2 separate regions of the Homo sapiens genome follow, and region 1 is linked to region 2. The links are chromatin contacts, found by Hi-C or POLR2A ChIA-PET in ENCODE. All regions are on one chromosome and are shown on one strand. The core of a region is the stretch at or near the end of the contact, and the rest is flanking DNA. Distances in the headings are between cores, read along the strand shown. Region 1 overlaps ST7 (suppression of tumorigenicity 7). Region 2 has its middle 140 kb from the start of TES.

Region 1 (4,040 bases), core at 855-3,354, 780 kb after region 2:
AGTTAATGGTCTATATTTCAACGCCTCTGCAGCTTAATATTTTATAGGTCTTGCTTTTCTCTCTCAAAAGTGTCTAATCATCTTATTTCTCCTTTGCAGGTATACTTGGGTGACAGGACGAGAGCCTCTTACTTACTATGACATGAATCTCTCTGCCCAAGACCACCAGACATTCTTTACTTGTGACTCGGACCATCTGCGTCCCGCAGATGCAAGTATGAAAAATCCATACATCCTTCTGAATGGGAGGGCTTTTTGGCTTAAGTGTCAAGATTTCTGCTTTTAGAATATCCACTCTGTAAAACTCCAATGAATAAAATATTAAATTGTTGATTGACTAATAAGAACCCAGAACTCTGATAATTAAGTAAACCTTTATCACAATGAAGTATTTATGTTGAAATGAGTCCCCTCATAATAATTTGAATCATGATTTTTAAAAATATATCGAAGTTGGTTTTATATATTTTAAAGAAATATGAATCTTATATGAAGCTAATGAAGTTCTTGGTTGAGTTAGCATGAAGGCCTTATCTCCTTTATGATATTCAAAGTAGAAATTGGAATTTACTGGATTCAGATGATTAATGAATATATTTTAGTGACTTTTATTTGCCTATTTATAGGTTAACTAGCATCGAATGGGGTCATGGCCTTGGCTATTGGAGTCTAGATGTGTGTTCCATCTGAGAAAATACTTTGTTTAGTGTGTATTTTACATTACTTGAGTTTCAGATAATTCAACTGAAATTTTTTGTTATAAAATTTATTCAAAGTAAATAGGTGAAAAAATGTTTTTGAAAGGGAACCTCTACACACTCTAAAATAATTTATAAAATACAAATTTATAAAATAAATAAGGAGATTGTTACTCCTTTGTAAAATGGTACTCTTTGCTATGGTAGAAACATCATGGTACAGTAAATATTCCCATTGAGCTTCCCACCATATGTTCAGAAACTGCTCTGATGTATAAAAGCTAGGTTTGCAGGTAAATTTGGGATATAAGTACACATGTTAAGCAAAAGCTTAAGCATTTTTTACTGACCCACGCATAATTCTTGAAATGGTTTCAGAATGTTCTAACACCAAGAGTCTGTGTTAAGTGCTTCGGAAAATGACCAATTATGTTGTATCTAAGTGAATGAAAAGGTTGGTAGCAATGTCATCTCAAAATGCATAAAATATATTCTCCAAGAACAAATGACATTAATGTGCAAAAGACACGCAAAATCTCTGTTAGAGTGCCTTTTCTTGATTTCCTTAGCCTGTAGTTTTGTGAGCACAAAAAAGGTTTGCTATCAGCAGTTGAAATACTGTGGAATAGCACATTAATACACTAATATGACTTTGGAGATTTTGGCCAACCCTCTTAGCAATGAAATATGTTCTTGTAATTTAAGCTGACACTCCTAATTTAGCTCTTGTCCTCTACTGAGTCTACCTAATTATATGTATGGATTGACTTGGTGTTTTCTCTTTTTCTTAAATAGTAATGCAGAAAGCCTGGAGAGAGAGAAACCCCCAAGCTAGGATTTCTGCAGCTCATGAAGCCTTGGAGATAAATGAGTAAGTGGGGGAAAATCTTGCTGTTAAAAAGGAAATCTCATCCTTTGCTGAATATATTCAGTTGCCATTGATAGGATACTTAAATTAAACTGCATTTGAACTGGAGGATTATTTGGGGAGTTATTACTCTATTTAAAAAAGTTTTTTTTTTAAATGAAGGACAGCCACCATGTGGAGGTGGTTTTAGTCATTTTATGAATTCAATGGCTTTGCTGTGATCCTAAATTAATTTCTTGAAGGGCTATCCCTAGGATATTGTGAGGATATAAAATAAATACAATTCTTTACATATCTAAAACATTCTGACAGGGAAAATTTTCCAGATGTAGAATGCTCATCTGCACTAGAACATTTTCTAGTAGAACTTCTGCTAGTGGGGAAAACATGATAACAACATAAGGTTTAAAAAAAAAATTTTAGAAAATACTTCAAGATTAAGACAAAGATAAGAGGAAATGCTGTCTTGAGTGTTGTTAAACATTCTGTGGGTTACCAAGGAAGGCTGGGAAATCTCTTCTGGAGATCTCAGAAAATGAGAAAGATTCTTAAAGTTGGAGTCATAAAAACTCAGGGTTGGCAGAGACCTTAAAGGTCACTTAGCTGAACCACCCATCTGGTGCTTGAATCACCTCAACACTATCCTTGCCAAGTGGTCATTGTTAAACTATTTTATGATTTTTCTGAAGAAGGTTACAGAATCTTCTTCAGAGATCTTAGGGAAAAAAAAAAAAGATTGTCGTGAGAGTTGAAAATCCTGCCATTGTAACCAGTTGATCTACGGTTTCTGATTCTGTCATGCAACATATTTATTTTCCAGTTTCTTGTCATCTACAAATTCGATATGCCTGCCTTCTGTGTGTCATCCATATTTCTGAGAAAAATATGAAGGCCAGGAATAGAGCCCTGTGACATGACATAGAAACTACCCTCCAGGTTCATGTCTTCATGAATCACCATCTTTTGTATTGTTCACTCAATTACTAAGCCACCCAGTTACACTGTGACTCAGCTCATATTTCTCCATTTGGATCTTAAGAATGCCAATCGTAGCTGCGGATCTTAAATTTATAGTAAATCTATTACAGTAAATTAAGCTAGCACAATCTGATTTATTTATTCTTAGTGAATATAAGCTGGCTTCTAGTCGTCACTACTTTCTTTTTAAAGTGCTTGGAGACCATTCCTTTAATAATCCATTAGAATATCTTTCCAAATCACTGTGTTCTGTAGTTTGGGAAGTCTGCCTTCTTCCCCTTTTTGAAAATTTATGCTACATTTATCATCTCATCTTCTAGCACCTCTCCATTCTTTGTGATTCCTCAACTATCCACAGAGAGCAATTCCATGGCCTGCCTACAAGGTCTTTCGGTTTCCTGGGATTTGCCCATCCAGTCCAGTAATTCATTTAGAATGGATCAATTATTTGCTATCTTACATCTTTTTACCCATTTTAGAGTTTAATTTCTTCTCCCTTTTTCAGTCTGACAGTCATTCTCCTTGATAGAGAAGCCAGGAACAAAATAGGAGGGAGAGAGTTTTGCTTTTTCTTTATTATCTACTGCTTTTAACAATAAACCTTCCTTGTTTTGATGTTATTATGTTGTTTGTCTTTTTTTTTTACTTATTTGCCTTTGTGACATGGGGACGGTGATAGGGCCTTAAATATAATTTTAAAATAGGGAATAAATGGTTGTCTTTAGTATTTTATTTTGTTTTATTATTATTATTATTATTGTTATTTTTGCAAGCTTCAGCTAATTTGGAATTGTAGCTCTCCTGACATTATTCTTATAAGCTCATTCCACTCTCTTATAGACCATCATTACATGCCCTCTTTCCATCTTTTAAAATATGTCCTTTAAAAATCTGACCTGGGAGAAATCTCTGTGAAGCCGTGTTGGTTACTTAAGTGCCACCCCTCTTTTCTTCCTGAGAGGATCATTTGTGATTGCAGTTACAGTTGAACATTTGGAAGCTGCTCAACCCTCTTAAACCATTTTTCCTTCTGAATCTCATGCCATTGAATCATGCCTCTTTTCTTTGAATTTTTTGAAGTCCACCTTCCCCTCTTTGATTACCCTGAACTCCGAAATGACATAGTGACTCTCTCTGAATGTTCCTATCAATTTTCATTTTACCAACTATTTTTTTCTTCTTGGTCAGAATTAGGTCCAGAGTTGAAGTTCCCCTAATTGCTTCCTCTACCATCTGGGAGATAAAATTGTTACCAAAGTAAGTCAAGAACCTGTTGGGTGCCCTACTTCTAACCAAATGAGACTTCTAGTGGATATCTGGATGGTTGACACCCCCATCACCACACTTTCTTGCTTCTGTATGTGTATTGTGTTGTGACAAGGATGCATCATCTATATCTTCCATCGAGCTGAGCAGTCTGTTCTGTACTCCCCAACCATTAGCACTTCTATTGCTCTCTCCTTTTTCCTTCACTCACAAGCTCTTAGCATGTTTCT
Region 2 (3,684 bases), core at 872-3,371:
CAAGATCGCGCCACTGCACTCCTGCCTGGGTGACAGAGCGAGCGAGACTCCATCTCAAAAAAAAAAAAAAAAAGGAATTTGCCAAAAGTGAATAAACAACTCTGTAGGCAGTGGACATCTTCTAGAGTAGCTATCCGCTCCTCCATCTACAGGCTGCAGTAGGCGTGGTTTAGGCAGCTGTTTGTACCACACTACCCTGCCAACAACATTGATTGAACAGAAGGCTGGATATGCAGCACAAGGCAAGATGATCCAATCCCTTTAAATTTGGAATAAAGACCCTAAGTCTAATTCAGATATTTGGGGGATGTTGAGCTGAAGCATAAAAGCAGAAATGATAAAGAAATTGGAAGAAATTAAAAATTTGGAAGAGAGAAAAGGGAAGAAAATGAAAGTAGACATGCCTAAGAAAGAGTCAGAGGGGTACTGTATGATCCTGAGAGTCTGAGAGAGCTGCCTAGGCTTCTAAGAGGTTTCCAGTTTACATCATGAAAGGCCCGTTTCTTGGACTTTGTAGGTTTACAATACCTTCTCCTTAGTTTGAGACAACTGAGTGGGTCTCTGCCCTTTGCAATAAAAAAGGGTATCCTGTTTACCTTCTGGTTTCCAGTTCAATTCTCACTTGAATCCTCCATGTGTTTACCTTGTTTCCGAAAATGATAAGAGCAATGAGAGTTCAGAGAAGTGGGAAACCAAAGGGCGCCGGAGTGGTCTGAGGAGGTTTCACAAATCATGTGGGGATTGAACTGAATCCCAAAAAATGGAAAGAAGGGAGCTCCCTCACTCCGGGTGAAGGAAAGAGTAGTACAAAATCACAGAGGCAGGAGTGTGCCCAAGGAGACTGGAGTCTACACAGAAGGATGTGGGACGCCAGAAAATTAATTTAACCTGGTGGAGTGAACCTAATGAAAGCTCAGCAACACTAGCTCCATGCTCCTTCTACTTCTTGACGTATCCTACAGGTAAAAAGTCCTGAGACCCAGCAGGTTTTAAGAAATGCTTCCTAAACTCTTTTATATATATATATATTTTTTTAATTTTGAGACAGAGTTGCGCTCTTGTCGCCCAGGCTGGAGTGCAGTGGCGCGATCTCAGCTCACTGCAGCGTCCGCCTCCCGGGTTCAAGCAATTCTCCTGCCTCAGCCTCCTAAGTAGCTGGGATTACAGGCGCCCGACACCACGCCCAGCTAAATTTTGTATTTTCAGGAGTAATGGTGTTTCACCATATTTTCCAGGCTAGTCTCGAACTCCTGACCTCAGGTGATCTGTCCATCTTGGCCTCCCAAAGTGCTGGAATTACAGGTGTGAGCCACTGCTCCCTGCCCATAAACTCTTACATACGTTCCATGTTGCCTCACTACTTTAAGGGAAAACACATTAATAATAACAAACAAAAAGTAATAAACAAGAGAAAAGCATTGATAGCAACAAACATAGTTGCTTGCCTGTTTCTGTCAAAAAAATAATTTTGTACACATCAATGGATTCTTATGGCCTGTTTTATTCTTCGCATATTTTGGCAGAAGTTGGCTGTTGAGAATACATTTTACTTCATTTTTCAAAGTAATTCTTTTTTTAAAAAAAACTCTTTAACTTAGTTGCATAATTACATACGTGACTAGGATAATAGTCTATGACCATGATTGGTGAAAAGGTAGTGTATTTTAGTATTAACTACAACTTAAAAACATTATGGGTAAGATTAATTAAATGCTGTGAAATTTGCCATAATATTTACCATCAGCTGGAAATAAAGAGAACAGAGTTGTAAGTATTATGCAATCATTTTAATTCAGGCCCATTCCCATAAGTGATACAGACCTGGAATTGTAGTGTGAAGTCACAGGCAGGCTGGCACCCAGCCAATACACATCAGCACACCAGCCTAGGACTGTACCATGCCAGTGCTCCAGACTTTGACTTTCATCCCAACTCACTTCCAGGGACCTTTTCAAAGATATTCAGTAGACAGCCTGTATTTTCTGCATACGCTATACCCGGCCCTCAAGTTACAGACAGCCCAAACTAAATGGGATCTTGGAGGTTAGTTGACATTTTACCAATGAGACAACTAAGGTAAGATAACTGTTAAGATTAAGGGGAATGCTGAATTTTCATTTTTCTAAAACAAACAAACAAAAAAAGTTTCTTCTTCCAGCTAACATCTCAATCACGTACCCAAAATGACTTTTAAAAATTTCACATTCTTTCTACTAAGATGCCAGCGGCAGCAGCCTACTCCATACGTCAGGCAGTGTTTGTATATATTTCAGCGTATCCAAGCAAGGCCTTTTTAACTTTCCATCCTACAGACGAAGCTGTACTTTCCTGAATGGCAGCCAGGAAAAAACTTGGGGATTTGGCAGGAAGACTGTGGGAAGCCTGGTGTTCCACCAGGCTGAGATCTGGAGCGGAGCTTTCTACAAAGACAGAGGAGCGAAACACCTCCCTTTGTTTAGCTCTTCATAGGAGCACAAATGGAGCCCCCAGATTGTAATCAGGCCCTATTGTATAAACTTGGGGTTTTCAGGCCATACAGCATTTTTGGCAGCAAATCCCTTATTATTTTTCAGCTGGAAAACCAATTAGCATTCTTTTTATATCTGGGTGTTAATACTTGGGCCTTAGAGCAATTTTTTGGCCACTGGCCCACATGGCTGTAGTCTCTTGGGCAATGCCTGACAAATTGAGATAAAACTGTTACTTCATGTTTTCCTACAAAGACAAAACAAAAACTGTTTCCTGCTCTTATTAATTGGATGAAGTCAATTTCCACATTTAACAAATAAGAAGGTAAGCATAATCAGGGTGTCAACCCACGGCTCTTATCTCTCCCCAGGCTGGTTCCTCTGCAGGAATGTGAGGGAGCAAGACTTGTCAGGTTCTGACTAAGCTTTCCTTTTATTGGAAAAATAAAAAGTCCTCCTGGGCAACAGAGACCTCTGTCAGGTGAACAGGCTGCGACCACCACAAGGTCACCCTTTGGTCTCAGTGGCATTTTTGCTTCACAAGTCTGAGCGATGTGATTTACCTGAGGGAAAGAATTGTTAGGAGATTCCAGCCATGACAAGTGGATTAGTCATAACAGTCAAGAGGACACTGCCCAGTTTGAGAGGAATAAACAGAGCCAAACATTTCCCTATCTCGAAAGCATAGCAAAGTCAAGTTCACGCTCCGGGAATGTAGTTTACGATTAGAGAAAGCCATATCTGGGCTGCTGTCTCAGAATATCTAAGCGAGTAGAGAAGAGGAGGAAAGGAGTTTGGAATGGCTGTGGGAGGTGCCCATCCTGTTAAGTGTTCCCCTATGGTAAACAACCCCTGCCATGGCAACACAACTTCATGCTGCAAATCAGAGGAGCGCAGCCCTCCAGCGAGCAGACCACAACTTGGGAAAATCTCCAGGATGATGCAAAATATTTCAAAGGGAAGTGGTAAAACAAACAGAACGGAAACACAGCCATACAACTGCAGTTTGAAGACAAAAATTTGTTAGGTACAAAAAATAGTTTGGGTGCAATTACAGGAGCATTTTTGTGTTGCTGGTACTGATTGTACATCTCTTTGATAGAAATGGCCTGAGGGGTTGCTGCTCCCCTTCAAGACTTTCTTTGTAAGTAGTGGGCGGTGGCATCATTTAAAAAAAATCCACTTGAAAGACTTCTTTAAAGAATTTGTACAGAAC

What was found. A loop is a pair of places that touch in the nucleus more often than their neighbours do. ChIA-PET counts read pairs that join two places held with the same protein, here RNA polymerase II (POLR2A). Pooled maps may share reads with other maps.
Region 1: a map of PC-9 shows a loop between it and region 2 (4-fold over the local background). The contact joins two enhancer-like sites. A Hi-C loop is called at or near these places in 1 of 168 maps with a recorded cell type or tissue (PC-9) and 1 of 50 pooled maps. POLR2A ChIA-PET finds 5 or more read pairs at or near these places in 1 of 52 experiments (endothelial cell of umbilical vein).

The regions. Positions count from the first base shown.
Region 1 is chr7:117,130,392-117,134,431 of GRCh38, forward strand. ST7 (suppression of tumorigenicity 7) reads left to right here. Exons shown (of 16, transcript NM_001369598.1): 5 at 100-215; 6 at 1,494-1,569; 7 at 3,733-3,801. The region is part of intron 2 of ST7-AS2 (ST7 antisense RNA 2); the gene reads right to left. Among named protein-coding and RNA genes, the nearest start is that of ST7-AS2, 13 kb to the right of the region's middle. Within about 2 kb of position 2,105, at least 5 of the 41 ENCODE cell types and tissues checked have a DNase peak (open chromatin) inside an H3K27ac peak, as active enhancers do; they include PC-9 and endothelial cell of umbilical vein, where a contact is called at or near this core.
Region 2 is chr7:116,351,975-116,355,658 of GRCh38, forward strand. No RefSeq gene overlaps it. Among named protein-coding and RNA genes, the nearest start is that of TES, 140 kb to the left of the region's middle. RefSeq lists an enhancer at 1,635-3,684. Within about 2 kb of position 2,122, at least 31 of the 41 ENCODE cell types and tissues checked have a DNase peak (open chromatin) inside an H3K27ac peak, as active enhancers do; they include PC-9 and endothelial cell of umbilical vein, where a contact is called at or near this core.